Regions from separate parts of the Homo sapiens genome. Here all the other regions are linked to region 1. A link is a loop called in an ENCODE intact Hi-C map of the cell type or tissue named here. Cell type or tissue: PC-9. All regions are shown on one strand. Each heading gives the region's core, and the rest is flanking DNA. Links, peaks and the distances in the headings are about the cores only.

Region 1 (6,526 bases), core at 1,001-6,000:
AATTTCCATCTGATAGAGCCGAACTTTTTTTTGTGGTTAAACAATTGAAACAGGAAATGACCCAAGATACAGTTTCCATGACACCCTGTCACTTGGATCCAGTTTTCCAGAAGATGAAAGACCAAAGCCGGCTTTTGATAGTGAGTAACTAATTGGACTGGCTGATAGTGGGAGTTTTTTAATGTGAAAAATAAAGGAGAAAAAACTGGAACAGCTGTGTTTTGGTACAGTTGTCTAATCCCCAGATAAAACACTCCAAGGACATTGAAATTGAATAATGCCTTTAGTTAAGGGGAAAAATCTAAAATCTGTCAAAGCACTGGTTTACTTTAGAGAAAATACAGAATATATTTACATGGAAAACCCAAAACAAAACAAAACAAAACTCCAAAAATTTACAGAGCCAAGATACTAAGTCATGCCTTTTAGGAATCATCTTTGTTCATACAAAGTATGATTTCATATTTTTAAGATGAATTCTTACATGTGAATAAAGAGAGTACTTGCTAGACTACTTTTTCGGTCAACATTTTCAAATGCTGTGTAGCATGGTGGGTAGACCTGAAGAGTTTTGTTAGAAGGATGAAAAAGTTTTGTTTAACTCATGTTAAACAATTTGAGGCATACAGTTAGAAGTGTTTTTACTGATGATCCCCCCCATACATACATAAATGTAGGTTCCAATTGTTTATATTTTGTAGAGCTTCTTTAGAGAATTAAATGTGAATAAGCCAGGGATTTGTTAGACTAATGGGTAAAACTTCCTGTATACTAATGGGGAGATCATTGTTTTGGGCTCTAATTCTAGGCCTTGCTAGCCATCAGCATAGTGACCTGTGACGCTGTTTCCCTTCCTTTTGTAAATGAAGAGGTTGGGGATAGTCCTTATATAATAGCTCTTGTCATTCTGCCTACTTTGGAAATGTAGGACAAGCACTGACCTCTTCTAATATAAAGGTAATCCTGGTGGACACAATGGAGATGCACATGAAAAGGTGAAAATATTTTTATTTTTTTGAGACAGGGTCTCACTCTGTCACCAAGGCTGGAGTGCAGTGGTGCAATTATGGCTCACTGTAACCCCCACCTCCTGGGCTCTAGCGATCCTCCCACCTCAGGCTCCCAAGTAGCTAGGACTACTGGCGTGTGCTACCATGCCTGGCTAATTTTTGTATTTTTTGCAGACATGGGGTTTTGCCATGTTGCCCAAGATGATCTCAAACTCCTAAGCTCAAACCATCCCACCTGCCTTGTCTTCCCAAAGTGCTGGGATTACAGGCATGAGCCACTGCACCCAGCTGCTGAAAATGTCTTAAAAGGAGAAGACACCTATTTTACTTAAATGTGACACAACATTTAATCACTGGAACTTAATGGTATGCATTAGAACTGTTTCTTGAGGAACACAGTCTCTGACTTAATGAATTTTCTAGCAAGTCTCAACCTTTCTCTTTTGGGTGTACCAGAATTCTCTCGTCAGTTTTCCATTAGTTGGATTTACCTGTTGGGTTTAATTCTTTCATTTTGTATATAGGTACCTCTGCTTGGTTTCATTTTGCTTTCCTAAGCAAGGGAGTAGAAACAGATGTTAAGACTGAAATTCTACTATATTTAGGAAGAATAAATAAATATATCTTCCACTATGGTATAATGGAAAGATATACTGACCTGGGCATACTCATGGGCAACGTACCTGTTGTAAATCCCCTCCTTTGCAAATTGTACCTACTTTGAGGTGGACTGCAAGTTCTATGAGGCCTGGGACCTCCCTGCAACCCTTTTACAAAGCCGGCAGTGTAGTGCTATCTATGCCTATCTGATTGAGACACTGATCAGATGTTTGAATGGATTGTGAAGACGGTGCGAGGATGTACACCAGGAGCACACAGTGGCTGTTCAAGAAATGGTGATAGTTTTTGTTTATATTTTCATTTCCATGAATTGATATTTTGATATTGATAACAGCAGTCTTTGAGACCAAGACTTCCAAACTTTTTTCTGGAAATAATTTTTTTCTTCCTCACCCAGAAGAACATTTATTTTCTGGATGTAGTTCAGATTTCTTCTAAACTTTATCTCACTTGGTGTGAAACTAGAGGTATAGAGGTAACTTTTTATTATACCACCACCCAATTTTAAGCTCCGGATGACCGTGCAGGAACTGCTTTTGTTTTCCCAAGGCCACCATCCCCAGTGCAGATGGAAAGGAACAAGATACAGGAGGGCAGTCAAGAGCCTCTGGGGAGCCCCTGTACTGGTACCTGCTCAGCCCCGGGAGCCACAGGCATTACTGTCAGGGTGGCTGTCTCCTTATTGCTCGTCTTGCAACTGTCACTATGCTGCGAGGTCTGGAGGGGAGGGGAGGGGAGGGGACATTCCTCCTGCTGCACCCTTGGAGGCTGCGGGCTTTCCTGGGCCTCGGAGAGCGGCTCAGCGAAGGCCCTCAGCTCAGGAGCCTGATTAGGTGCATAAAATCGCTGTAGCCAGAAGGGACCTCCCCGCCCCCGGGCCGCGCCCCGCCCCGCCCCCTCCTCTGGGGCACACCCCGCCCCGCCGCCCCTCCCCCTCCCTGGGCACACCCTATGCCGCCGTTCCTCCCCCTCCCTGGGCGAACCCCAACACCTCCACCTCTTCCCCCTCCCTGGGCGCACCCCATCCACGCCCGACCATCCCCCTGGACCCCGCCGCCCCTCCCCCTCTTGGCTGCGCCCCGCCCCGCCTTCCGGGCGCCCTCCTTCCCCGGTCTGCCTTCTCCCTGACCCTCCTCCCGGTCGCCAGGACCCCGCGGCCCGCGAGGCAGCTCTTTGTTCCCCGGCCTCGCCCCGCCCCGCCCCGCCCCGCCCCGCCGGGTCCCCCGCTTCGTCCCCGGCCGCCCGCTTGTCTCTCCCCTCGCTGTTCTGCCCCTTTGTCTTCCACGCCTGCCCCTTCAACTCCTCTTGCCCTGCAAACCCCGGGTCGCCACCTCCACATCCCTTCCACTTCTACCTGCCTGCCTTGGCCTGCATTTTATTTTCAACCAAGGTTGAAATGGTAGCCCCACGCAAAATCCGATGGTGTGTGGAGGAACTGCCCAGTCATTGCAGTCTGCACGCCTTCTTAAGTGCCAGGTGCGAGCAAGGCCGACCAGGAACTGCCGATGGGCTTCACCTGTCAGACTGGACTGCCACCTGCCACACATTCATTGAACTTTTAATAAGCACTGCCGCTGTGCTTGGCGTTTTGCTGGGCTCCAGAAATAAAAAATTCAGAGAGGCCAAAGTTCTTCAGGGATGCAGACAGGTGATAGAACCATCATTTATTGAGCACTTGCTAAGTGCTAAATACTCTTACCTGCGTTATCTTGTGTAATCCTCACAACCACACTCAACGACGGCCTATTGAATGCTCTCTAGGTGTCTGGCAGTGTTCCAAACAGTTTATGTGTATTACTTTGTTTGATCTTCCCAACCACCAATGAGGTAAGTACTGTTATTTTAATGCAGAGGAGGATTATGGAGGGACAGAGATTAAATGACTCAGAGCCACATGCTCATGACAGCAGAGCCAGGAGTCAAAACCAGGCAGGTTGTAGTGGGTATACTGAGAGAAAATACGTGTTTTTTTTCCTAGCTGGAATTAAGTGGATGTGTCAAGAAAGATTCAGAGGACGTGATTCTTATGCTAAGTATCTGGTGTATCTTGTGTCACGGTTTTGTTCTTGCCCGTTACTTACTGTGTTTAGAGAAGATGTTCAAAGAGTACCTAGAAAATTGTTTTAAATACAGTTAAAGCTGTTCGGTATTTTCACTTGCGTTTTTCTGTGTAATACATCAAATTGCCTGTTCTTCGTTCAAGTAGCTCCCCCATTAGAGCATGTTTTTTGGAACAGTTAGGAACCTATAGTTGTAAAGTGATTGAAAACCTTTGGTAGATAGGAGCTGAATTTGCTTTTCAGTTGTTTTTGTGACTGTTGTTAGGTAGGGATTTCAACTTATCTGTAAAACGAGATTAATGATAAACTCTACCATCTCTTGTGAGATGTGAATATTTTGAGGTCCCAAGGAAAAAGGCCTTGGAAGTTCATGACTCGTAAATTAGTATGTGTTTCACACATCATGCTTTGAAGGTTGTTCTTGATGTGTTAGGATAGGACCAGGAGACTGACTTTAGGATCACAGCTACCTCCCCGGAACCTCTCCTCATTTCTCCCAGCTAGAAAGGGTTCCTTTTACCCTACTTTCGTGCCTCTGTTGTACTCCTTACTGGAGTCTTGCCTTATAGTTGGTTGTATCCAATCTGCCTGCCCCACTATGTTATACATTCCTTGGGGCCAGGGACTGCCCTACCCATCTTTGCTTTGTCCTTGAGTTGGAGGCCACAGTTGAGACCACAGCATATGCCAATTGAGTTGAACTAGTGGGCTGCCTGGTTAATGTTGAGATGAAAGGTGATGTTTTTTACTTGTGTTGATGTTGTTGTTATTTTACTTTCTGGGGTGTAAAAAGAACATCTTGCATAGGTAGAGGTGGAGCATGGGCTCTAAAGCCTCCAGGGAAGAAGCAGGGGCAGGAAAATGGGAGAACTGGAGTAGGAATCCGCAGACAGCCCAGGAGATAGAGAATGTGGAAACTCAGGTTGTATTAGGAACACGAGCCAGGAAGAAGTAAGAATAAGTTTTCAGGAGCTGAGAGTGAGAATGGAAATTCAGCTCAGACAGAAAATAGCTTCTTTTTGATTTGTCAAAAATGTTATATTTAGTGGAAAAAATACACCTTTAGGAGTCAGAAGACTTGAGTTCAAACCACCAGTATGTTGCCTGGGCAAATCATTTAAAGTTGGGGCCTCCATGTCCTCATCTTTAAATCTTAAAGTAGAAAAATGAATGTGTCTCATCTCCTTCTGTATTAGTCCATTCTCACACTGCTGTAAAGAAATATCTGAGACTGGGGAATTTATAAAGAAAAGTGGTTTAATTGGCTCAGGGTTTCATAGGCTGTACAGAAAACGTGGCTGAGGAGGCCTCAGGAAACTTAAAACCGTGGTGGAAGGTGAGGGGGCAAAGCAGGCAAATCTTCACATGGCCAGAGCAGGAGGACAAGAGAGAGAAGGGGGAGGTGCTACACACTTTGAAACAACCAGATTTTGTGAGAACTCAGTCATTATCATGAGAAGAGCAAGGGGGAAATCCACCCACATGATCCAATCACTTCCCACCAGGCCCCTCCGTCTTCCAACATTGGGGTTTACAGTTCTGCATGAGATTTGGGCAGGGACACAAATCCAAACCATATCACCTTCTTGATGTGTTTTTATAGGAATTACATGAGAATGCCTGGAGAGGTATTCTTGTATTAAGTGTAACGCACTACACAAATGCTGGTGTGAAGGTGGGTGAGAGCTTCTGGTGGAAGAAATAGCACTGGATTTAGCAGGGGCTATGAGAGCATATGATCTTTTTTGTGTGTGTGACCTTGGATTAGCAAATTTATCTGTCTAAACCTCAATTTCCGCATGCGTAAAATGGGGATAATCATGCCTACCTTAAATGAAATGGACCTGCCAGGCAAAGCACATATGAGTTGGGTCTGTCCTGGAAAACTTGTTTCAGTGATTGACATTAAACACCTGCTGCCCTTATTTAGATATATTCCTCTCAAGTCCCTAAGTTGTTCTCTCACTAAGCCTGAGAGTGAGAGGGCTAAGTAAGATAGAGACGTAGTGCATTTAGAGAACCATACTCAGTCTTCTGTTAAGACACTACCAGGTCTGACACTGGCTTACTGCCGCAGGCTGTTTATTACTCTTAAGCCCAAGACAACTTCTGCAGTCTGGATAAGTTGCCTCCCTAGTTCATCTTTTTATCCTTGAAAAAGGCCCAGGGCTCCCAGGCATTTTCTTTTCTTTGGTGTCTCCTGCCATTCCCCACCCCCAGGGTTCTTCTCTTTCTATGATTGGCTGCTACTCCCCTCATCTTTGCTGCCCAGATGGCAAGCACAAAGGAAAAAGGTCTTTTTTTCCTTTTAAGGCTTTTATTGCTAATTATAAGAGAAAAAGCAATAGGGCCACAGGACTGAAAATTTAATGAAGTTCATACTCTCTTTTTTTCTCTGTTAGCTTGTTCCTAACTATGAGTATGGATGAAAAATGCTCTCTGCTTTTATTTGTGAGGGTTGGGGCTGCTCATCTCTTTGAACTGTCATTAGCAAAAGGCTCTATAACTCCCTCTACCTTGGCATCTTTCATGCCTGTGTTACCCGCCCCTTGTAGCAAGTGTGGAGTTTTCATTTTTTAGAGATCTCCAGACTTGTTAATAACAAGTTCACTGGGCCTCAGCTCTGCCCAGGAGGGACTAATTGCAAAGTAAATCCCAGGCCATAATAAGGAATTGATGAAAGAGCACCATCTTTAATCCTTTCTTTGGCTTCAGCCACTTGTTATTAAAAAGGTGTATTTGAATCAACTAAAGATGAACAGCTTTAGTTCATTTGTCTTTCTTGGCTTAAAAAAATGGTAGGAAGGAAAAGGATCTCAGGGTAAAACACTCAAG
Region 2 (6,526 bases), core at 927-5,926, 240 kb before region 1:
TGCAGTGGGTCAATCTCAGCTCACTGCAACCTCTGCCTTCCGGGTTCAAGTGAGTCTCCTGCCTCAGCCTCCAGAGCAGCTGAGATTACAGGCTCCTGCCACCACACCCGGCTAATTTTTGTATTTTAGTAGAGACAGGGTTTCACCATGTTGGGCAGGCTGGTCTCGAACCCGTGACCTCAAGGGATCCACCTGCCTTGGCTTCCCAAAATGCTGGGATTACAGGTGTAAGCCACCATGCCCGGTCTGTCTGTGTATCTTTCTATAAACCAAAGACAGAAGGAAAACAAGTCACTTGTAGCCCATGTCTATAACATTAGAAGACAGCAAATATTACAGGGTTTATTTCATGTGTGAGGGAAATAAACATATGAGGCAAACAAAATTTGTCCTGGAACCCATAATCAGCAGTGAATCCGGTGACAACTAGGAAAAAGGGAAGAGAATGCAGTGAGATTTTAGAGTTAACAGAACATAAATAGTACCAGCTAGAGTTCATCCCCAGAAAGCAAGGTCCCCATGCTGTGTAGAAATATACATCTAGAAATATAGACATTATATCTATATTCTCCTTTTGAAAAGTATAATCAGTTTATTTCCCTGTTTACAAGGCCTATAAGATAAAGATGAAAGTCCTTTGCATGACATATGAGGCTTTCCTGATCTGGCTTCAGCCTCCCTTCCAGCTCCACGAAACTTTCTGTATACTATAACATTGTGTTTTTGGATAGACAGATCTGGGACGAGTCTTGTTATTAGCTGGATATCTTTGATCAAGTTACTATAGGTTGCTCAGCCTCAGTTTCCTCATCTGTAAAATAAGAATAATAATACCTGCCCATCACAAGGGTTGTGTCTGAGTTAAATAATATTATAGCTGTCGACGGGTTAGCACCGCACCTGGCACAGTGGAAGCGCGGGAGAATCCATTCTGATCACCCCTAACCCTGTCAAGTCCTCTCATACCTTTGTGCTTATACGATGTGTGCTGTTTCTTCTATCTAACATGTTCTGACCTCCCTTCTCTGTCTAACAAACTGGTCTTCCTGTTTCAAAGTCCGACTCAGTTTTCACTTAGACACAGTGATTCCCTCCCTGTGCTCCCAAAGCAGCTTTTCCCTTGCACATCAACTGGCCCTTAGCAGAGACCCAGTAAATATATATGCTAAATGAATGAACTAACAAAGCATCAAAAGATTGAGCAAAATGGAAAGAATGATTTTTGACAAATAAAGTTACTTACAAAACATGAAGTTTAGAAAGTGTATAAAAGGTTGCTCACATTCATTCAGATGGTCTTTGGCATTATCCTACAAATGCAGGAACACTTCTCTTTTTATTGTTTTTCTTATTATGTCTATTAAATTTCTATTTTTTATAATTCCCACCACAGATGAAATTTTTCTTGAGTCACCAACTGCAATAAATAGCATCACAGACATTTATGAAACAGAAGAGGAGGGGTGGAAGAGTGACACTTCATTATATGAAAATGACACAGATGAGCCCAGGGAAGAGGAAGTGGAAGATCTGATCTCCTGGACCAATACTCTCAATACAAATACTTCAGAAGATTAAGCAGAACATTATCAGATTCAAAAAATAAACAGCCTCCGCCATAGCCCAGCGTTGTGGAGCAATTTTGGAAGACTCTCAGAACTTGGATTTCATTTTTTTTAAGTTGTTCTCACCCACTCACTGCAAGTACAAATTAGAAATATAAGTACAAATCAGTAAAGATGTTGCTTTGACTTTTTTGAGTGCTACTCCTTTAGAACAAAGTTACCAAAGTTAGGGGTGTTCATTGCCATATGCCAATCAATGGTGTCACACTCCCACAGTTGTTAGGCTACTGGACACAAGTTTTTGCAGGCAGAGAATGGGTCAGAAAGAGGTTGGGATAGGAGGGGAGCAATTAAAAGCTTCAGAGGCTGGACATGACCCCAAGTAGCGGGATCTATACATGGACCTACATCTGCCTAGTTTCTTGTCTTGTTTCCTCCATATTCAAGGAATGAGATGTCGCTATTTACTAATGTTTCTCTTCTGTTTTATCCCAGAGTACGTGCCATTTTCTCTTAAACCTTGACCTATCTCCTCGTATTCTTATAACTTTATTTTCTCTGTCTCTTTTTGCCATATTGTCTCAACCTACACATGTGCTTTGGTCTCTCCTATTCTAAAATATGTCTCTGCCTTTGACCCCCAACTCTGCTTGCCTCACCAGTATTCACTCATTTTTCTCAGTCAGATTTATTGATCTGCCTTCCGGGTTCAATATTTAGCTAAATATTTAGCTAGCCAGGAAAGTGTCAAGAGACCAGATATGTGTAGTAGAGCTTTCTGGTGGCACATGCCCATAGTCCTAGCTACTCAGGAGGCTGTGGTGGGAGGATTGCTTGAGCCTGGGAGATCGAGGCTGCAGTGATCTGTGATCATGTCACTGCACTCCACTCTGGGCAACAGAGCAAGACCTTGTCTCAAAAAAAAAAAAAAACAAAACAAAACAGAACAAACACACCTAGGTTTCTATGGTTGTTGAGAAAAACCAAATAAATGCATCAATACATTAATATTTATGAAGTTCTAATAATAGCACCTGGCCTATAGTAAGCACTATATTTGTGTTTGATCAAATAAAAAACAAAATTTACTTCTATTTAGTTAATTGATCCCATGCACTATGAAAGAAATTCAGATTCAGGGGGCCTGAACTGAAGTCTATAAACCTGCAGTTTTAAAAATTACCCCAGCTGGCCAGGCGTGGTGGCTCACGCCTGTAATCCCAAAACTTTGGGAGGCCGAGGCGGGCGGATCATGAGGTCAGGAGATCGAGACCATCCTGGCTAACACGGTGAAACCCCGTCTCTACTAAAGATACAAAAAATTAGCCGGGCATGGTGGCGGGTGCCTGTAGTCCCAGCTACTTGGGAGGCTGAAGCAGAATAGCGTGAACCCGGGAAGCGGAGCTTGCAGTGAGCCGAGATCGCGCCACTGCACTCCAGCCTGGGCGACAGAGGGAGACTCCGTCAAAAAAAAAAAAAACAAAAAAACCAGCTGATTCTGATGAAGATGATTAGTGGATGACACTTTGAGACAATGTAATTCTGAGATTAATTTCAAATATGATTAACATGGCATGCCAAATCGTGCCATTTGATAACGGAGTGTGTCATGTATAGTAAAACTCCACAACTGACGCATACCCTCCACTGGATATGACGTCAGATCTGAAGTTAAGGTTCTATAGGAACGCGAGGCCCCAGCCCCCTTGTGATCAGTCTGGATGGATTCTGAAAAGAGAGGAGAAGAGAGAAGCAGGGAATTTCATTTTTTAAAATGTTCTGAATTAGCCGGGAGTGGTGGCGCATTCTTGTAGTCCCAGCTGCTAGGGAGGCCTGGGGCACGAGATTCGCTTGAACCCGGGAAGCGGAGGTTGCAGTGGGCAGAGACCGCGCCACTGCACTCCAAACTGGGCGACAAAGCAGGACTCCGTCTTAAAAGTATAAAATAAAAATAAAAGTAAATAAAATAAATATTATAAAATTTTGCATTTACGTCATTGTCAATGTTTTTTAAACTTGCGTTGTTGTTTAGACTCCACTTCCCCTCCAGATGGCGCCAGTTAGCTATTTCATGCACTTCAGTCTTAAGAGACACTTCACTGGAAGCCAGGCACCAAGCCTCCTTATGCTTTTAAAGGCTCGTATGGCACATGACCACTTTATAAGAGCGGAATACTTTGTTTTCCCTCCCAAGGAAGATGTTTACTCAGTACTAGGAAAGATTTACTAAAAGAAAAATAGCCCAGAGCTTACAAATTACTCACGTTGATAAAATCATAGAGCCAACCTGGAGAAATCAGTCAGTCCTCACCACTGGCTTCAGGCAGGACCACACAGAAACCACCCTCTTGTAGATGAGAATGAGCCTGAGTTTTGTTTAATGACTTCCAGACATCAGTGCATCCACTGAGAACTGCTGCCTCTCCTACCTGAGGGAGGGAGGGACTTCCCTAGGGGTTGACAGTTAGAAGGCTCTCTGGGGCCTGCCTGCCACCTAGACCTCCTTTGCCTCCCTGCTGCTCCCTTACAGGCCATGGGTGCCCCTAACGAGGAGATGGTAGCAATGGTGTTGGCTGGGAGATGAAGGGGGATCCTGTGCCTCTCTGTTATTTGGCAGTTAACTAAGAATATACAGAGACCCAGAGTTAAATTTAAGCCACTCTCTCCAGAGGGTGAGATCTCAAACCTTATCTAAATATTCAACTCCAGTATTTAACCACCTCCCAGAAGAGAGTTCTTTTTGGTTAATCTGATTCCTAGATGCAAAAGTATAAGCCCACTTGATTTGGGGTTTTCATCATAAAAGATGGAGTGCAGCTGGCTCTCATTTTCTGAGCAATATCCCTTAATAGATCTGAAGGCTAATTTTAAATGTTCTATACCCTTCTGCGATCTGTACTAACCAACCCCAGACCTTTTCATTCTTTGTTATGGCCTCTCAATGTTCAAACCCTCTCCCCGACTCTTCATCTCACTTTCAAGTTCTAAGGACCAGACTGGAATCTAAATGAAAAGTGATCACTTGAACAGCCAAGGGTAATTATATTTACAAGTTGAATTCTGTTTCAACAAATACAATTACAACATCCATCCTGATCTCCTGAGGCTTTTTGCATGTCTCAATAACTAGCTCATGTTAACAATCCTTCACCGATATAAAAAAAATGTTTTCTATAGAGGAGAAAATTGTATATACTAGATGTGTTCACAAGTTGCCATCCATTTTTAAGTAAAACTTCATAACTAAGATATTGTTCTCATTAAGTAAGTGTATGTACAATAATTAACTTAGAATATGTCTAAAATAAACCTCAATGTCACCAGTGAGGGCTACTAATAAGATGATATTACTTTAGTGTTCAAAATTGTTTAAATAACTCTGAGTTCTCATATTGTGTCATATGAGTCAACTTTTTCCTACGTTCCATGGCAAATAACAAAAGACCTACTAGAGGATTAAAGAGGTAGAGACTCTTTTTTTTTTCCACAAAATAAGGAGCCCTTAGGTGGGCAGTTGCTGGCATTGGTTCAGCTAGTTGGGCAATGAAGCCATCAAAGACCAAGCTTTTTCTCTTTCCTCGCTACCATTTTTAGGATGTTGGCTTTTGTCTCCATGCCTTTTGCTTCTTGATTACAAGATGGCTGCTAGAAGGCTGGGCATAGTGGCTCACACCTGTAATCCCAGCACCTTGGAAGACCGAGGCAGAAGGATTGCTTGAGCCCAGGAGTTTGAGACCAACCTAGGCAACATAGTGAGATCCTGTTTCTACTAAAAAAATTTTTTACAGTTAGCCGGGCATGGTGGTGTGCACCTCAGGAAGGTGAGGCAGGAGGATAGCTTGAGCCCAAGAGCTCTAGGTTGCAGTAAGTTATGATCATACACCACTGCACTCTAGCCTGGGCAACAGAGTAAGACTGTCTTACAAAAAAAAAAAAAAAAAAAAATGGCTGATACAGTTCCAGACTTCATCTGTTTGTTCAAGATAGGAGGAAGGGAAGAAGAGGGAAGGGAAGTGATGCTGGCTGCTACTTCTGTTCTAGAGCAAAGGGTGACTCAGTGTCCTCAATGCTAGAAACCAAACTGGTAGCAAAATTTTTAAAAGTCGGTTCTGTTAATAATATAGTTTATCCATACTCATTTAGTCATTCATTGATGATTCAATGGGTAGTTTACAGTAGCCTTTACCACATTTTAATATGCATTAATAATTGATAAGTGAGAGAAAGGATAATTTTATATATTTTTAAAAATAATATTTTACATTATTGTATTTTTGCACTTGCAGAAATGTCTGACTCACTTTGAAGAGGATGGGAGACAGAGAATTCTAGGCATGTACATCTTGGTTAGGTGACCAAATATTCTGGGTGGGCTAGGACAGGGGTTTCTAAGGTTTTCTGTGAAATTAATCAACATAAAAGGGACCTAATCCCGGGTTTTCCTTTAAGTACTTTCTTCCCAGTCTTAAAATAGGTTAGAATAAATGAACTGTGGGATGATTAGGCCCACGCTGCATTTCAGAATTTGTAGGCTTCAATGGTGTAAACAGTCCATTAACACCTCATAAACTAGGATGTTCTTAGGTCATAACGCATTGGAACACAGGTAGCAGCAGTCAGGCTGGTCAGTCCAGGTGGCCCCAGAAAGAGATGGCCTAATGTCAGCCTTCAACGTAAGATGCAGGTCTAGAATCCAAGAGACCTAGACAGGGCCTGGGAGAACAGGAGCTCTATGATCAAGAGCAATTTGGTTAATATCTAGGGGCAGTAAACTATAGTGCTCTGGACCTGGGGGTTTGGTGGGGAATAAGATTCAACATTCAAGACTTCGCCATGTTAGAAAAGCTCTGAGTTGCACAGCTGATTTCACTCTGTCAATAAGAACATTCTGAGACTTAAGTATCCAGTTCCTCTAGACCTGGGGACCCCCAGTTGATAGCCTGATCGATAAAATTTTAAGT
Region 3 (6,526 bases), core at 609-5,608, 320 kb after region 1:
CTGTTGGAACAGGCACATAGACCAATGGAACAGAATAGAGAGCCCAGAAATAAGGCTGGACATCTGCAACCATCTGGTCTTCGACAAAGTTGACAAAAGCAATGGGGTAAAGACTCCCTATTCGATAAAAGGTGCGGGGATAACTGGCTAGCCATATGCAGAAGATTAAAGCCAGACCTCTTCCTTACACCATATACAAAAATCAACTCAAGATGGATTAAAGACTTAAATGTAAAACACAAAATTATAAAAACCCTGGAAGACAACCTAGGCAATACCATCCTGGACACAGGAACGCACAAAGATTTTACGACAAAGTATGGCCCATACACAAAGGGAAAGTAATTAATAGAAACTGCCCATAAGGAAGTGTAAACACTGGACTTACTAGACAACGATTTGAATTAAAGGGAGCCATGTCTCAGGAACTTTTAAAAAGTATGAGAGGCCAGGCGCGGTGGCTCACGCCTGTAATCGCAGCACTTTGGGAGGCCATGGCGGGCGGATCACGAGGTCAGGAGATCGAGACCATCCTGGCTAACAACAGTGAGACCCCGTCTCTACTAAAAATACAAAAAATTAGCTGGGTGTGGTGGTGGGCGCCTGTAGTCCCAGCTACTCGGGAGGCTGAGGCAGGAGAATGGCGTGAACCCGGGAGGCAGAGCTTGCAGTGAGCCAAGATTGCGCCACTGCACTCCAGCCCAGGTGACAGAGCGAGACTCCGTCTCAAAAACAAACAAAGTACGAGAACAACATCTCATCACTTAGAGAATATCAATAAAGAGAGAGAAATTATTTTTAAAAATCAAATATAAATTCTTGATTTGGAAAGTATGATAACAAATGAAAAATTTACTACAGCACAGCAGTAGATTTGTGCAGGCAGAAGAATCAACAAACTTAGAATGTAGGTCAATTGAAATTATCCAGTCTGAGAAACTGAAAGAAAAGAGAATGAAGAAAAATGAACCATAGCAATGTAGGCAAGGATGTGGAGAAATGGGAATCCTCATACAGTGCTGGGGGTTGGTGGGATGTAAAAGGGTGCAGCTGCTTTGGAAGAGTGTGGCAGTTCATCAAATGTTAAACATAGAATTACCAGATGGCCCCAGGATTTGACTCCTAGGTGTATCCAAGAGAATTGAAAACTTGTGTCTGTACACAAATGTGTACATGCATTGGCACAGCAGCATTATTCATAATAGCCAAAAAGGAAAACAACCCAAATGTCCATCTAGTGATGAATGAATAAACAAAATGTGGTAATATCCACGTGATGGAATATTATTCACTAGAAAGGAATGGAGTACTGATCCATGCTACAACATTGGTGAACCTTGTGAACATTATGCTAAATGAAATAAGCCAGACAAAAAGTCCACATATGATATTCCATTTATATGAAATATCCAGAATAGGCAAATCCATAGAGAATGTAAGTAGATAGTGGTTATTGGGGGCTGGAGGAAGGAGGAGTTGGGGAGTATGATTAACAGGATTTTTTTGGGGAGGGGAGAGTGATAAAAATACTCTAGAATTCAATTGTGGTGATAGTTGTTCGTAAGTTGGTGAACCTTGTGAATCAACAAATTTTGGACTCTTTAGAAATTAAGCTTCAACTGTACTAAACAGAGAATAGCATTTTCATTTAGTGTTTTAGAGATCCTAAAAGTAGTTAGTTATGAGCAAACAGATCAGATCAGTTTTTCAAGATCTAGGTCTAATTAGAAATCAGTTTTAAATGGACTACCCCTTCCATTTCTCTAGTCAGTTGTAATAATTAATTAGAATTGCCATTGAGCTGTGAATTTTCTCAAAAACTGCATGTCTTGAATATTTGAACTATGATTGGGAAAACTTAAATCAGAAATAAATTATTTAAAAATTTGTAGTATACACTCTAGCAGTTATTAATAGCATTATAGTCAGCTATGTAATCCTGTCAATATGAATGTACAAATTGAGTTTGAAATTTCAGATTCTGAGGTCCTTCTATGTCAAATGGTTGGGAGAAGTCTACCTTAAAAGAGAAGCTTTTGAGCCCATTTATTAAATGTCTATTAAACACCTAAATCTAACATCTAATTATAATCAGTCAAAGACAAAACATTTCACCCTTCCCCTTTTAATTAAAATAGGTAAAAATATATCTTAAGCACCTTTCCAGTTTGACATAGTCCCAATAATGTAAAGAAAAATGTAAGAGGTTTTTCAGCTGTTTGATATGACTGTGTAAGTTGTGATTTTTTTTTTTTTTTTTTTTTTGAGACAGCGTCTTGCTCTGTCATCCAGGCTGGAGGGCAGTGATGCAATCTCAGCTCACTGCAACCTCCACCTCCTGGGTTCAAGTGATTCTCCTGCCTCAGCGTCCCGAGTAGCTCGAATTACAAGCACCCACCACCATGCCCAGCTAATTTTTGTATATTTAGTAGAGACAGGGTTTCACCACATTGACCAGGCTGGTCTTGAACTCCTGACCTCAAGTGATCTGCCTGCCTTGGTCTTCCAAAGTGCTAGGATTATAGGCATGTGCCACCGCGCCCGGCCTGATTTTTGTTTTTCATTTAACACTTGCCATATGTGGCAGTTGTCCAGCATGCAGCACAGCAGTGTTATCTACTTGCACGGTGTGTTCTTGTGTTACCCTGATTCCAGGGATCTCCCCTGCCAGGAGGCTGACTGCCTGTTCCAGGGAATCAACCACAGAATATATGATGAGATGATGTGATGAGGGGAAGAGGAAAGAAAAATGAACAAAAGACCTGGAAAATGAATGCTTGGTCCTTTCATATGGAGCCTAATGCTGCCACCCAGTGGTCAAATAATGCAGACAGACTTGCCAAAAAGTACATTGTGTTATGTAATGAATGCTGTGTGGATTTTTGTATGGACCGTGATAGATCCGAATCGTGTGACAAACACCTACCATACAAAATATGTTTTAAAACATAAGCCTACTTTAAACAACAATTATGGGAGCACAGGTTATCTATATATTAACCCTAGACAATAACTTGGAAAGTACTTTTAAAAAGTGATTTTGGTTAAAAACTGGAAGTAAGGAAAGCAAGCTGTTGAAATGTATTTCGGCTGGGCGGGGTGGCTCATGCTTATAATCCTAGCACTTTGGGAGGCTGAGGTGGGTGGATCACCTGAGGTCAAGAATTCAAGACCAGCTTGGCCAACAGGGCGAAACCCCGTCTCTACAGAAAATACAAAAAATTAGCCGGGTGTGGTGGTGCACGCTTGTAATCCCAAATACTCAGGAGGCTGAGGCAGGAGAATCGCTTGAGCCCGGGAGGCAGAGGCTTTAGTGAGCCGAGATCCCGCCATTGCACTCCAGCTTGGGCAACAGAGCGAGACCCTGTCTCCCAAAAAAAAAAAAAAAAAAAAAAAAAAATTAGTGCTGTGCAATACCTTTTTGGGGATGAATCGTTAAATCCAAAGTTAGGACTCAACCATTATTCATATGAAGAAAGACAAGTAGCTGAGAGGCAAATATGAATATGAACATTGGAAACATTTGTTATGTATATATATCAGACAGAGACATTTTATTATATCATTAATGTCACAGAATGAAGCATATTGATTTTGAAACATTTTTAACAATGGGAGAAAGTTATATTTTTAAATAAAAATTTAAAAATGTTTAATGCAGAAATAATGATAAAATTAATTCATGTTTCTGTAGGTCTGAAATCTAAAAGCTGGACTTGAAGCTATAAGAAAGGGACATTAGGGGCTTGATTCAGATCTCAGGAGAACTAGTGCAGTCCCATTTTGGTTCTCCGTATACCTGACTCCACTGAAGAGACAAGACTTAGAAAAGGTGAAGTGGGGCTGAAGGTAAGGGTGAGACTGAGGAGTCCTTGAGGCAGAATTTTCTGAAAACAAATTTCATTTTGTATTTAAAGGGCTACCTGCTAGATGCTTATATTCTTTTCAGAAGAACAACAATAATAAATATCTTTAATTGGACTGATAGCAGATGAGCCTAATGGAATTCACTGTTGACATTAACATATCCCAAAGGAATCTTCTGAGGGATAGTCAAGATTCCCCTTTCCCCAATTCTTACGATGGCTTTGAAAACTAGCCACCAGTTCAATTATTGACATGAGCTTAAAAATTGAGCTTAAGATACATTGTATTAAAAACTGGCAGTCAACAAATGATATTGTGACATTCTGTTTCTACATTCACTTGGAAATCAATGGGATAAAAGAAAGTCTACATTTACATGAAAATAAAAAGATTTGCTTTAATAAAAGAAAATTAACTTTTTAAAATCCAAGAATAAAATAGCGACTGCATAGAGAATGGGTTTCATAGTAGATGTGTGCAAAAGATTGGATTGGTGAGCAACATTTAAAAGAGCCAACTAATTTGAAATTCTAACGAGAGGGCAGGTGCCCAAAGCGAGAAGCACATTAACCTTTGCTTTGGTAGGCTCTAGTAGATTACGGTGTTCAGTTTTTCCATGTCAGAGTGTCAGAGACCATGGCCCATGACTATTTGCTGAAGGAGCTGGGAATGGATGCTTAGAAAATATTTTTTGAAAGGTATTCATTTACTCATTCAACCAGTATATACTGAATGTCTACTATATGACAGGACTGTTCTAGGCACTAGGGATATGGCAATGAACAAAACATCAAAATCCTTATAAGAATGGAACTTACATTTAGGGGAAAAAATTAGTAAAAGGAATAGTGATCGCTGCAGAGAAAATAAGATGGAGGCTAAAGAGTGTCTGGGAAGTCTTGGAGTTTAAATACGTGGTCAAGGAAGGGTTCATAGTAAAACTGATTCTTGGGCAAAGACCAGAACTTTAGGGAGTATGCCACATGAATATCTATGTAAAGTACATTCCAGGGACAGGGAACAGCAAGTGCAAAGGTACTGAGGCAGAAACATGCTTGGTCTGTTAAAGGAACAGCAAGCAACCTTTAGGGCAGAAGAAGAGGGAGCAAAGTGGAGAATAGGAGATGATGTCACAGTGGGGTCGGGGAGGCAGAGGGCACAGACAATTTAGGACCTTTTAGGCCCTTGTAAGGACTTTGGCTTTTACTCTAAGATAGAAAGCCACTGGGATGCTTTGAGTAGAGGGATAATTGACTGTATTTATAGTTTAACATGCCTAGCTGCTGTGTTAAATAATGAATGTAGAACATAGCAGGGTCAGTTAGGGAGCTGCTGTGGTACAATCCAAGTAAAAATGCTGACTTGGACAAGCCTGGAAGCAACAGAGGCAGTGACATGTGGCTGGACTGGAGACATTTTTGGAAGCTGGAGTCAGTGGGGTATACGAGGGTAAGAGAGGAGCCAAGTCCCCAAGAGTTTTGGCCTAGAAAAATGAATTTGTTATTGATTGAGATGGGTAAGACTGTGTGGGTGGAGCAAGTTTTATGGGTACGTTTTAGACATAAGATCCCTAAGTGAAGATGTTCCTTTATTGGTGTTCATTATACAAGTCTGGAGGTGAGGGGAGAGTTATGGGCCTCTAGAGGTACATATTTGAGAACCATCGCATTCCTGTAAATCGCTATAATTGTGAATTGCATGAAATTGGATGAGATCACCAAGGAAGTGAGGGTAAGTAAAGACACCAGGGGTTAGTCACTGTGCGTCTTAAGATTTCTCTTTCGATTTTGTTTTCTTGGTGAAATAGAAAGCAAAGCATCAGCTGAGAGTGAAGATGAGGGTGTACTGTTGGAGCTTCGAGAAAAGAGAAGGCTTGCAATAGTCACTTAGGGGAGTGGAGATCAGTGGGCAGGGTAGGGTGGGGATATAGTAGGATTGCCCAGGGGCATGAGGGTGAGGGGCCTCCGTTGAAGTTATGCCCATTCTGATAAGGAAGTATTAGACTTGGATTGTAGTTCCAAAGTACAGAATGGAACCACTGGGTGCAAACTATTCATAGAGTGGTTTCAGCCAACCCTAAAAAAGACCCTGCTAAAGATGAAGTCCTCTAAAATGACTATTGTGTTTGATTTCCACCTGAATATTAGACATGTAAAACTAGAATATTATAGCTTCTCTAAAGGTCTTCCTTTTGTTTGGTATTCAAAGCATAAATGCTCATCAAAATTGTTTTCAGATTTTCTAAATATACCACTTTGTTCTGTCTCATCTGTAAGTTTCATGCTACATTTTAAATCAAGTCTTAAATCACATATAATCTGTGTGTTTGCTCACATGCAAGTATCTAATAGGGACAAGTTCAATAGCCTCCTGGTGAGACTTAATAATGCCTGTCTCCTTCATTGCCATACTTTTTACAGAGCTGCTTATTAATCTTGCCATATTCCAAGATCAAGGGTATGGTCCTGTTTACAGTCCTTAGCCTGGCGTTCCAGCCCTCCATGACTGAGGCCAGCTTCATTTTTCAACCTCATTTGCCACTGCCCTCTTCTGCCTGCCAGCTGCTACCATCACAGGCCTGGCTTTTTTGCCATCTGCCTTTGCACAGGCCCTGCCTTTCTCCTGGAAGGGTCACCACCTATCTCCTCATGTCCATATC
Region 4 (6,526 bases), core at 581-5,580, 170 kb after region 1:
CATCCCCTGCGTGTTGTTATTTTGTGTATATTTATCATTGAAAGAAGAAATTATATGCTTTACTTCAAATCTGTCAGTAGAAATACTCAAGTCTACTTCCTTTAGGATCTGCTTGCCTGGAAAAAAAGAACAAACTTCCCATTCATACATCTTTGCAAAAGGTCTGAGTCCATCTTACTCGGACTGGGTGAGCGCATTCTGTATACACTATGTAGGTGACCACAGAGTCAGGTGTAACTCTTACCTTAACCTCTACTCTAGGTGACCCGCAACCTCAAAAATCATGTACCTGTCTACCTGCCTGCCAGCTTCCCTTCATTTTTCCAATGAGTATTTATTGAGAACCTGGGATAAATGCAGTTTGTTTCAGGGCTAGCAAGATAAATGCTCTCTGAATACGTTTGAAAAAAAAAAAAACAGCTGATATGAATGAGGGGCATAACTTGTTTTGGTACAGGTGCTTCATAATGGAGGACAGGGGTTATCTGGTGGCGCACCCGACTCTCATCGACCCCAAAGGACATGCACCTGTGGAGCAGCAGCACATCACCCACAAGGTATTTGTCACAAAGCTGAGCTGCTCAGTTCTCCAACCTCCTGCAGCTCACTACATGGCATATGTCTTCTGTTCTCTTTGGCCTTGGTAGGAGCCCCTGGTAGCAAATGATATCCTCAACCACCCCAACTTTGTAAAGAAAAACCTGTGCAACAGCTTCAGTGACAGAACGGTCCAGAGGTTTTATAAATTCAACACCAGCCTTGCGGTAAGTTGATCTGATTCCTTAACACTCTCATTTTTCCATCCCATTATGGAACATGAATTGGAATCATGGCTAGTGTCTGAATATTATTCCTACCTGTTTCATCGCCTTAGAACTATAGAATGATAGGAGGAGACAGGAGCTTAGTTCCAGTTCCCAGTTTGACAATTGGGAGATATAAAGCTCAGAGTAGAAAAGTAAAAGTTTTAAGGTCTCTCAGTTGGTATTTTGTTTTGGTTTTATTTGTTTAAAGACTTTCCCAATGTAAGTCCTTTGAAATATCTGCTGAAGTTGGTTCCCACAGTCTTGTATAAATATATGTGGCACCATGTGTTCCTCTCTTCCTGTCTTCTAGAGATCACTCGGGCTCCTTAAATTCCCAAGGCCAAGTTAGGTCAGTTCTTGATCATTTGCTCTATGAGATGGGAACTCTTATGTAAATCATCTGAAAATAATGTCTTTTTTTAGCTTAGAGTACTCTGTATAGTTTGAGTTGCTGCAAATTTACCTGGTTATGGTTAAAGATCTTAAGGACATTCTCATTAATTTATAAATAATCCTAGTTGGGAGAAAGCTAAAATGGGGAATGAAAGAACATTCAAAAAGCTATTTACAGGAAGTAGGTTTTTTATTTAGAATAGGCATTTATGTCAGTCATTAAGTATGTAATTAATTTTTAAAATGTACTGGGTTAAATTAAAAATCCTAAACTGAGTCTCAAAAACTCTATTGCAGAAAGCAATTATCTGGTGGAAAAGAGTAGTTTAAAACATGAATATGTTAATAGAATGGTGTGTTCAAAGCAAGGGAAGTCATTATTACCCTGTTCAGACCCCATACCATTTTGAGAAGCACTGTTTTTAAAGGAGACATTGACAAATGAGACTGCCAAGTAAGGTTGTCATAGGAAAGTCTGACTTATTCTGTGTATCTTCTATTATTTATGCAATGATTTCTGGAGTCTTCAGCACACAATGCCAGGATACTCAGGTAGATACTTCTCAAAAGGCAAATTCGAATAATTTATTGGCCCAAGTTATCCCCAAATGGAATTAGAGCATTCCTGGGTATTGGGGCTGTCAGGACTCCAAGCCTATGTTACTGCTTATGTTCTAGAGGTGGGTGTCTTCCAGACAGTTAGAAATTCATGTAGACCTCTAAAAACCCATTGAGTGCTATGATTCTCAGAACTAAGCTAATCCTCACCAAGCATATATACAGGGTGAATGGCATGAAACAAGCTTGAGGTGAAATAATTTGCCTAGTGTATCTGACACACATGCAGAAAAATGATTACATGCAACTCTACAATACCACTTTGGAATCTTTGATTTTCTAATATGATAAACAAAATTGGCAATTCAAGAAACTTGCTATCACATTTTCTTGTTATGGAATGAAGAAAAGGGATACTTGTTTTAGTTGGATTATTTAAATATTCTAGAAGCAGAAATTTGCCTGTTAGGTTTGATTTTTAAATAATTTTATTATTATAAAAGGAAAAAGGTTCATCACCCAAAGAAAGGGGAATGCACAATTTGTGGTTAACTAGGTTTGCATGTGAATAAATTTTAAACTATTCCTTCCCTGAAAATTGTCTTTTATTGCTTCTTGAAGTATTCATTTTCCTGGTATATTGTTATGTGTTAAGAAAAAACAGATTTTAATAACAGTTATAAAAGTTACATTTGTATAAGCACAGATAAAAGAATTCATAATATATACACAGCTGTTCAATGGGAGATATCTCTGATTATGAATAATTTTTATTTTCTAAATTTTTAACAGTGACTATATATTTTTTAACAGTGACTTTTGTAATCAGAAACATTTTATTTTAAGCTATTTTTCGTAGGTAGTTGAAGAGTTGTTTTCACCAAGGTAGGGCTGAGTCTTTGCATTGCTGTCTGTCATTTCTGATACCTTGATTGTTCTGTAGGGGGATTTGACGAACCTTGTGCATGGCAGCCACTGTTCCAAATACAGATTAGCAAGGATCCCAGGAACCAACGCGTTTGTTGGCATTGTCAACGAAACCTGCGACTCTCTTGCCTTCTGTGCCTGCAGCATGGTGGACCGACTCTGTCTCAACTGTCACCGGTAAAAATGCAATGGGTCATATTCTGTGTTCACCACACTGTTTAATATTTCAACTGATGTCAGGCATTTTGAAGTGCAAAATAAACAGAAAGTGCTGGTGTGTGTCCTGAAGAAAAGTCACAGTTACAAAGCCACTTAGAGCTGTGCCGTTTGCAGCATCCTTGTCCAAAGAACAATGGATTAAGGCCATTTATGTATTTAACCTTTGGCTGTAACTTCTTTTTTACTATTCTTTTAAACTAGCTCAGAGCTTCATTATTTTGCTTCCCCAGCACATGTACAACTTACAGTTTGCCATTGACCTTCTGCATAGTAACTTTCTTTTTGCTTTTCAGAATGGAACAAAATGAATGTGAATGTCCTTGTGAGTGCCCTCTAGAGGTCAATGAGTGCACTGGCAACCTCACCAATGCAGAGAACCGGTAAAATAATTAATAATAATAATAATAATAATAATAATAATAATAATAATAATAATACATATGTAATACTGTGAGTCTCTTATAGATTTGTTTTGAGTTAGGGCGTATAAAGATGATTCATTCTAATGATAGAACTAACTGTTCAGTGAGCCAGAATTCAAGCTCCGTAGTGCCATAAAATGATGCCTGTTTCAAGGTTTAAATTTAACTGCTGTAAAAGTATTAAGAGTGTATGTGCTACATACAAAAAAATGTGAGAATGTTTCAAGCATTTACTAAGTGTCTACCATGTGTTGAGTACGTTATGCACATTAAGTCACTTAGTGTTCTAATTAACCCTGTGATAAATATGCAAGTGTTTTTTACACACGTATGATGTGTTCTACAGCATTATTTATATCAGTGACAGATTTTAACACCAGGAAAATAAATTGTAATAAACCCCTTCTCTAGAAATTAAGAGTGTCATGTGTGTTTGTATTGTGTGTGTATAATTGTTTGTTGAGACATGGTCTCACTCTGTTGCTCAGGATGGAGTGCAGTGGCGCGATCATGGCTCACTGCAACCTCTACCTCCAAAGCTCAAGCAATCCTCCCACCTTTCTACCTCCCTCGTAGCTGGGACTGCAGGCATGTGATTCCCAAGCCTGTCTAAATTTTGTTGCTGTAGTAGTACTTTTCGTAGAGATGAGGTTTCATCATGTTGCCTAGGTTATTTGTATTACTTCTACTGTATATAAAGATAAGTAAATTGAAGCTCAGAGTTGTTAAGTGATTGATACAAGGTTACACACTAAGTGGCAAAGCCAGGATTCAAACCCAAATCTGTCTGACTGCTGTTAAGGACCAGGAGCATGAGTTTGGAATGTGGGCGGTGGTCGTCTTAACCTCCAGACTTACCTCCTGCACAGAAACCCCAGCTGCGAGGTCCACCAGGAGCCGGTGACATACACAGCTATTGACCCTGGCCTGCAAGATGCTCTTCACCAGTGTGTCAACAGCAGGTGCAGTCAGAGGCTGGAAAGTGGGTAAGCAGAATCTAGTAAAGAATTGAGGTTTTCCAGCTAATATTTATTATTCCTACTCTTCGTGTTTTAAAAAGGTATGTCAGTTTTTCAGATCTGAAACTGATTTCCATAAGCCTTTACCCACCAGATTAAATGTTGTCTCGTTCCCACTTATTACCCGTATTTAGCGTGTGTACCATATGTTAGTAGCCTCATCTGTGAATGGGAGTTTTTCTTGAAATAAAAGACTTGTGAGGGGCCATGGCATGAAGCAGCAGGGCAAGGGAGGAGGAACCCCTGAGGTCCAGAAGCAGAACCCAGTGGTCAAGGCTCTAGGTGTGATATTTTGAAGCTCATTTATTTTCCTTTCTTAGGAAACACATCTGCTTCATGATAGTTTTGAGAACTAAAAACTACATGTTCCCCGCTCTCTCCCCACTCCTCAGGTGGGATTAGGAGTTTGGGACTAGACATTATGGAAATAGTGGCTGTGGTAGACTAAGTAAAGGGGAGTTGGTTTTTAGCTTATTGTAGCTGTAGCTTGCCATTTTATTAAACAGTGTTTAGAGGGATAGCTTACTCTGCTTTGCGTGTGTATTTTAGCAAAGGAATTGTGGCATCAAACTGATTAATTTGGGATGTTATACAGTAGCCCCAAGTCAATTAAGTTTGGGAAATGCTGACACTGCATATATTCTCTTGAGACAGTCACAATGCATGTAATACACTAAAGGCTCTGAGAAATTGGCAGTGAGGAAACCTGTGGTGACTGGCCAAGTATTTCCAAACTTATTGGACTTTTTTTTTTATTTTTTTAAATGACCCCACACTTGGGGGATGTTAAGCCAGAGTCTAACAAACATTGGGGTCATTTCTGTTTGGTCTTGTAAGATGATTTTGAATAGCCCCATGATGTGTGGATGTCATTATTTAATTCACAGAGAGCAGTTTTATTTCTCTCCTTTCCAAGTTGTTAAGAGGCATAAAACAGTTATTTCCCTGGCAGTCTATTGCTATTCTCATTTTATAAGGAAAGGAAACTAAAGCTCAAGAAATTCACAGCACTAGTAAGTAATGGAGATCCTGAGAACTGTCTGATGCCCACACTTAAGTGCTGTCCCCTGCCCCACACTGCTTTATAGAAGACTAAGTATTGTTTTTCTGGCAGGGACTGTTTTGGGGTGCTGGATTGTGAATGGTGCATGGTGGACAGTGATGGAAAGACTCACCTGGACAAACCCTACTGTGCCCCCCAGAAAGAATGCTTCGGGGGGATTGTGGGAGCCAAAAGTCCCTACGTTGATGACATGGGAGCAATAGGTATGTTTGTTAGATGCCCCAACAATTTGATTCTTGAATATACAATTTCCTGCCTATATGCTAGGACATCTTAAAATAATCCTCTTCCCAACTTCCCTGATTCCTTTGCTGGTAGTCTTTAGTTACAAAACCAAGGCAGATAATTACCTTCAGAACTGGCTAAATATTCTATGCAGAGAGAGTGAGTGGCCATCTGTGCTGCCAAATTTTACAAGCCTGGAATTCATTCCCATAAAGCTTGTTCTGATAAATATAAGGACTGGTTTCTGCATGGCCAAACTCTGGAGTCTGTTTGGATATGCACGCCAGCTGTCAGAAGCACAGGGCCGTGTACGGAGTGACCACTGTATGTCTAGTGCCTGCTAAAACCTTCACTCACAACTTTTGCAAGGTAGAAGTCTTATAGCTACAAATCAGTATTTGGGGCCTTGGAGTCAACAGAAGCCAGAGCTACCCAGTGCATCTGGGACAGCTTAGGATGAAGCACAAGGACACCACAGGGTGGACAGCCCCTGGGATCAGTCTCCAAGACCTCAAAAATACTGCCAAGATTAGATTGCTTACCTGAGATTTTTTTTTTCAGTCTTTCCAGAATTAGCACCAAGGCCTAATTCTTAGATGGCAGTAGAGTCAAATATTTAAATCCTTAGTTAATACCTTGATTTTTAACATCACTTACATCAGCCTGTCTAGAAGAAAAGCTCATATGTGGGGAAGGATTTTGAGCTTGTATGTTACTGCTGAACTAGGTGAGGGTACATATGTGAAAGTGACTTGGCTCTGAGAAATCACTTTCTATGCTCACCTGCAGTTTCCTATCTGGAAAGCACAAATGGCCTTTTAAAGGAAACCCATAAGCTTCGAAACTTGATCCGGTTAGCGCATATTTATTGGACCTGGTGCCTTTTATTTCAGT
Region 5 (6,133 bases), core at 254-5,253, 79 kb after region 1:
CTGGACCCTCCCTACTCACCTTTTTCTCCTGATGAAATGCAAGTTGAGGAGTATCAACTATTTATTTGAGTACAGAATCTAAATCTAGAAAATTGGAAATGCTTTGTCATGAGTCAACTATTAAGCCATGTCACTTGCTTAATTTAAGGGAGTGCCTTTTGTCTTTAAAAGAGTAACCAAAAATTCCCATTCCTTACTTTAGTAGATACTATCTTTAAAACTCCTATGGGAAATGTGTTTTCAGATCATATTGAAACAGGTTTGTATCTGCATGATTGAGGATATTTTTATTTATTGGCCTAGTGATACTTATATCTGGAGGGGTATAGGGCTATGGGATGCTGGAAATTGTAGTGGAAAGAACACTTATCTGGAGGTGCAAAGAGCTTAGTTTTAAGTTTGACTTGGTCTTTAATTAGCTGTGTGTCCTTCATCAAGTTACTTAATGTTTATTTTTATGCTCAGTTTTCTACCAATGTGGAAAATAATCTTATACCAATTTTCTAGTGCTACTTAGAATAAATAAAAGACGTTAATATGTTTTTAAAATATGAGTGTAAATGTAAATTAGTATTTATTATTCCTCTCTTTGCATGACAAGTGCTCTTGCGGCTAGGCAAAGGATGGATATAATGGTTTTTGGTGGTTAAATGATGCTTTGTTTCCATAAGCAAGTTTTTACTTATTATGATTTCTTGCTGGGCTTTTAGGTAGCAGGGCATCCTCAAGTCATTTTATTTCTCCATTTATATGATGTTAAGATGTGCCTTTGTCTGGCTTACCCTGTCTGTGGCCTGAAGAAACTCATACTAGTTGTTCTCTAAACTAAATGGAAAGCATATATAATTTGGAATGAGACTGTCTGGATAGGAATTCTACCCCTAACACTCAATACCCACATGGTCTTTGGATATTTGGTGTCTTTGAGCAACCCTGTCTTTATTTCTGGAATGAGAACAATAACTAATACTCCAGGATGTTGTGAACATTTCAGTGAAATCAAATGTGAAAGTAGTTTGTAAACTGTAATGTTCTAAACAAGTATTAGCTGTAATATTGCATATTTGTATACCTTCATATCAGAGTGAACATTTCAATTTTTGTTAGGTATTAGTTCCTTCTCACACCACTAATAAAGACATACTTTAGACTGGGTAATTTATAAAGGAAAAGAGGTTTAGTGGACTTACAGTTCCACATGGCTGGGGAGGCCTCACAATCATGGCGGAAAGTGAAGGAGGAGCAAAGACACGTCTTATATGGTGGCAGGAAAGAGTGTGTACAGGGGAGCTGCCCTTTATAAAACCGTCAGATCTCGTGAAACTTACTCACTGTCACGAGAACAGCACAGGAAAACCCACCCACCGATTCAATCATCTCCCACTGGGTCCTTCCCATGATATGTGGGGATTATGGGAGCTACAATTCAAGATGAGATTTAGGTGGGGACACAGCCAAACCATATTAGGTATAATCAAAGATTATCTTTTATAGTGGGGCACCTGTAACTTAATGTTTTGACAACCTTACCACTATCTAAAAATAAAATGAGGGTCCAGTTGGGTTTTAGGCCCAAAGAAGAAACCATTTTCAGGGCAGGAAGAACAGATAGTAAGGTAAGGAGAAGTTCTTAGAGCTAGATTTATGCATTTTTCTCCTAGGGAAAGACATGTGGCAATGTCTGGACGCATTTTCAGTTGTCACAACTTAAAAGGCTGGAAGAAAGCTCCTGGCATCTCGTGAGTAGAGTCCAGGGATACTGCTAAACATCCTATAACATTCAGGACAGCTCCCCAAGACAAAGAATTACCTTGCCCAAAATGACAGTAGTGCCAAGGTTGAAAAACCCTGGCTTAGCACATTGGGGATCTTCATAAATTCCTAAGTAGAACTAGTGCTCTAGAGGGGAAAAAACCTGAAACTTGAATTGGCTGGCTGCTACTGGTGAATCTACCCAGTCACTTGCCCACCTGGTGAATTTCTATGAATGTTTCAAGGAGCAACTCAACAATTGCCCTTTCTTCATAGCTTCCAATTACCTCTTTCTTTCCTCTCCTTATTCCCTTTTGTCCCTGGAAGAATTTATTGCTCTCTCATCTTTATTCCCATAGTAATTTCCATACATCTCTATATAGTGTAGAACTTAATGTATCAGACCTTGTTGTGAGTTGGCCTCCCCTTCTGTTCTGGGCAGGAATTACACCTCATCTTTTATTACCCCTAGCACCTGGCCATTGTATTTAATTTTTATACTATTTGTTGGAATCTGAATTGATTTAAATTGATATAGGAACGAGTAAGAAGGTGTCTACTCTCTAGAAATGTATAAGTTACTGGGTGTGGAGTGGCAAATATTGAGCATAATTAATAGGGCAAAATGTGACATAGCAGAGAGGTATTGTGGTTCCTCAAAGCAGAGAACTATACCAGATAGGTTGTATTGGAAATGATTTTATGAACTTCAGAAATATGCCTCTTACTTGATTTGGCCATTAGGAGGAACATCACAAAAATATATATAATATAAACATGTAAAGAAAAATACCGCAGTACCATTTAGAATAGAGAAAATTATAAATACTCTAAATTTCTAGCAATAGAGGATTAGTTAGGAAAATTGTATCACATCCATATATATGAGATGGTAAGATGCAGCCATGCTGTTGAAGCTGACTTGTGAGAATGGTCAGACATACATACACACATGCATACATTACACTTGATATTAGCCAAAAAGCCAAGAACACACATGTGTGCATTAAGTTTGGGAGTAAAGACAGTGATTTCCATTTTGAATATGTTGAGATAAGGGTTCAGGTCTGGGATAGAGGCCATCTAATTTGGTAAAACCCAGTGGTCAACCTTTTTGTTAATACAATCAAGCATAAAATGTAGTTTCTGTCCTTTAGGAACTTCTCATTTAGTTAGTTGAACATCCATGAGACCTTAACTGTACCCCTAGAAAAATACACACCAAGTAAGCAGATTAGTAGGAGAGAATGTTCCTCCTTCAGAGGTGGGACCTCTGCACTGAATGCTGAAGATGCAGTATTCTCTCCTGACCAGGAGTAGTTGACAGAGCCAAGAACTGCTTGGGGTGGATATTGGAAAACCAAAGCAGTTCTGAAGGTAAAGCTGAACAATCAGAGAATGTACAGATAAGCAATACAATGAACCTCCTTCAACAAATTTTAAAGATACCTGACAACAGAGAGATCTTTTGCAACAGGAAGTGGCCTGTGAGGACTCCCTTCAATTATACTGTGTCTACTTGGCTTTGAATGGAGCCCACTTTCCAGTGAAATGTGTGAAGGAATTTTGGGAGTGAACCCTGAGCTGATACTTTTCTAGACTTTGGTTGAACACAAGCACTTTGTAAAATTACAGGAACTCCTCAGTTTTTTAATGAAGATTTAAAAATGGAAAGAGTTAGTAGTATGTTGTTGCAGTGAACAAGGGTACAAATTCTCAGCTAGCCACCTTTGTTCCAACCCCTCAGAAAGTGCTTTATCTGCATATTCTAACAGCTGGGGTGCCTGCTGAACACATTTTCAGTTCACGCCTTCCTTTTGTTTTTTTGGAGATAGAGTCTCACTCTGTCACCCAGGCTGGAGTGTGATGGCACCGTCTCGGCTCACTTCAGCCTCCATCTACCAGGCTCAAGCGCTTCTCACGCCTCAGTCTCCCAAGAAGCTGGGACTACAGGGGCGTGCCACCACGCCCGGCTAATTTTTGTATTTTTAGTAGAGATGGGGTTTCACCATTTTGGCCAGGCTGGTCTCAAGCTTCTGACCTCAGGTGATCCACCCACCTTGGCCTCCCAAAGTGCTGGAATTACAGGCTTGAGCCACACTTGAGCGACTGCACCCAGCTGACACTTTCCTATATTCCAATCCTTCCAAAAATGTCTCTATTTTGAATCTTAACAACTTCATGTTGGAGTTAGGTGAGGAAAGGAAGATCTCCTAGTCTTTTGAAGCAGTCTAAGGATGTGGTTAAAAACTTTTTTTTTAATACTAGGGAGATTTGGTTTTGAATCTCATGAACTCATATGTGGACCTTTGGAAGTCACTTATTCTGAGCCTCAGTTTCCTCATCAGTGAGATGAGGATAATGAGAGTACCCACCTCACATGGTTGTTATAGAGGAGATGTTTTTAGGTTATACTTAGACATTTTTTTAAATTTGATTAAGTATTTACTTCAATATTTACTATGTCAACAGTTTTTTTTTCTCTACTGGCAATAACAAAGTTTCTTTTTAATGTAAATGTAGCTAAATAAAATTGAATTATTTTAAATGAAAACATTAAGTGAATGTGACCAAATGTTTGAAAGTGATAGACATGTAGTAGTGACTGAAGTTCATGAAAAATGGGCTCAAGATTATTGCTAAAGTCCTTCCAAACTGTAAGATATTGTAGTTCTATGAGGCAAACGCTTTAAAACCGTTTATGCCTATGGACTGTATCTTGCCATATGTATATGTATTAATACTGCCTTTATAATAAATATAAGCAGTTGGACCTCAGATAAGAGACCTCCAGTCTTAGTTCTGAATCTTCTTCATTCTTAAGTCATCTGGGCCTTATGAACATTTTTTTTAAACTCAGCACTGACCCAGTGGTATGATGGCTGTTTGTTACTAACATTTTAAGTGCCTGTGGCCTATTGACCTTGCTTCTTCTCCAAATATACTAAAGATTAGTTAGAACTAGACAATGTTTTTATAAGTAATTTTAACTAATGGCTAATTTTTACTTTTTGTCTCAGGCCTAACTTTTCATTTTTAATGATTATAATCCATATTTGGTTTTCTCCAGTAGTGCTTAATAGTACATATTTTTTAAAAATAAAATGCCTAGTTCTGAAGAGAGAGGAGCTTTAAAGACCTTTGTTACAGAGCATTAGGCTATAGTATGACGACAACAGAGAGAACCTGCAAAGTGGCAGAAAATTCATTTTTCAGACGGGTTTCATACTTTCCTTCTCAGACCAGTCAACTCTTAAAATTCTTGCACAGGAGCCTTAGAAGTTAATTATTCTGCACAAGACGCTGCCTAGTGATTAGGTACTCTGTCAATGTTTGTTGTTGAAGGAATGATCTAAAGAATTTGCATTCTTCAATATGGAAAAAAATAGGCTAAATTTAATCAAAAACAAACTCATTTTCAACGGTATCACTTAAAACAACATAGTTTTGAGAGTGGGCTCATTTATTTATATAATTTAATTCGCAGCTCCCTTTGTGTTCCTTTAGGTGAGGTGCTAGGGACACAGGAGATCCTGGGCTCTCCCACAAGGAGTGAACAAATGCATAATTACACCTATGGACTATATCTGATCTACAGGCATATTTTTTTCGGCCCTCAGTGTTTTAAAGGTTTTTAAATTTGTAAATTTTAAAATCTGTTGCCAACATTTAAACTTTGAAAGATTAGCAATTTAGAAATCCAAATATCTCTCCTCTCTTGAAAAATCAGAAGATTTGGCAATACTGGATCCACACTGCTACTTGGTAACAGTCTGCTTTCATGAAGAGCAGCTCCCCTTTCAGGACAGGGGATGAGTTCCTGACCTGATGTGTTATACCCAACCTATTTTCCTGATTTATATCACTATTTGGCCCACCTTAGCTGTGAATTTGCAATTCCTGACCTTAAAAGACCATACGATATTAATAGATTTGACTTAAGAAAAATGTCTTATCCATGTGCCTTCCCTGTTATGCCAACTTAAAAATGTCCATTCTCATTCTCTCAAGTTTTAAAGAATATAACTCCTTTAGGCATAACACTAAGAATAGCTATCCCTGAAACCCAGCTTGCCACAGAGATGAGGTTCTGATGTGTGCTTCTAAAGCTATTGTTTATTCAGCAGGCCATACTGATCCTTGGCTTTTATATAAACAAATCAATACTTTTTTTTTTTTTTTTCTTAAGACAGAGTCTCGCTCTGTTGTCCAGGCTGGAGTGCAGTGGCACGATCTCATGCCTCAGCCTGCTGAGTAGCTGGGATTACAGGTGCGCCACCACGCCCAGCTAATTTTTGTATTTTTGTAGAGAAGCGGTTTCACTGTGTTGGCCAGGCTGGTCTCGAACTCCTGGACTCAAGTGATCTACCCGCCTCAGCCT

The links. Peaks named below come from ENCODE experiments on the same cell type or tissue, not always from the same donor. Only the 100,000 strongest peaks of a DNase experiment are listed, where the experiment ranks them.
Region 2: a loop joins it to region 1, with 11 times the contacts of the local background. A loop is called at or near these places in 2 of 110 quality-filtered maps.
Region 3: a loop joins it to region 1, with 5 times the contacts of the local background. A loop is called at or near these places in 3 of 110 quality-filtered maps.
Region 4: a loop joins it to region 1, with 2.8 times the contacts of the local background. A loop is called at or near these places in 6 of 110 quality-filtered maps.
Region 5: a loop joins it to region 1, with 2.0 times the contacts of the local background. A loop is called at or near these places in 3 of 110 quality-filtered maps.

Annotation. Positions count from the first base shown.
Region 1 is chr1:64,503,030-64,509,555 of GRCh38, forward strand. The region is part of intron 1 of CACHD1 (cache domain containing 1); the gene reads left to right. Among named protein-coding and RNA genes, the nearest start is that of CACHD1, 36 kb to the left of the region's middle. RefSeq lists an enhancer at 1,731-2,230. In PC-9, for the core only: no CTCF peak of the experiment used is centred there; DNase peaks (open chromatin) are centred at 3,122 and 3,442; H3K4me3 peaks cover 1,220 bases.
Region 2 is chr1:64,265,631-64,272,156 of GRCh38, forward strand. It overlaps UBE2U (ubiquitin conjugating enzyme E2 U), which reads left to right. Exons shown (of 10, transcript NM_001366232.2): 10 at 1,394-1,738. The coding sequence ends at 1,578. Among named protein-coding and RNA genes, the nearest start is that of UBE2U, 65 kb to the left of the region's middle. In PC-9, for the core only: a CTCF peak has its summit at 3,642 (motif pointing right); a DNase peak (open chromatin) is centred at 3,671.
Region 3 is chr1:64,821,560-64,828,085 of GRCh38, forward strand. The region is part of intron 11 of RAVER2 (ribonucleoprotein, PTB binding 2); the gene reads left to right. Among named protein-coding and RNA genes, the nearest start is that of RAVER2, 80 kb to the left of the region's middle. RefSeq lists an enhancer at 5,572-5,751. In PC-9, for the core only: CTCF peaks have their summits at 2,819 (motif pointing left) and 3,022; a DNase peak (open chromatin) is centred at 2,822.
Region 4 is chr1:64,672,701-64,679,226 of GRCh38, forward strand. CACHD1 (cache domain containing 1) reads left to right here. Exons shown (of 27, transcript NM_020925.4): 18 at 458-557; 19 at 648-764; 20 at 2,701-2,861; 21 at 3,197-3,283; 22 at 4,195-4,311; 23 at 5,459-5,610. Among named protein-coding and RNA genes, the nearest start is that of RAVER2, 69 kb to the right of the region's middle. In PC-9, for the core only: CTCF peaks have their summits at 3,211 (motif pointing left) and 3,418; no DNase peak of the experiment used is centred there.
Region 5 is chr1:64,582,502-64,588,634 of GRCh38, forward strand. All of the region lies in intron 3 of CACHD1 (cache domain containing 1), which reads left to right. Among named protein-coding and RNA genes, the nearest start is that of MIR4794, 5.7 kb to the left of the region's middle. In PC-9, for the core only: a CTCF peak has its summit at 2,173; no DNase peak of the experiment used is centred there.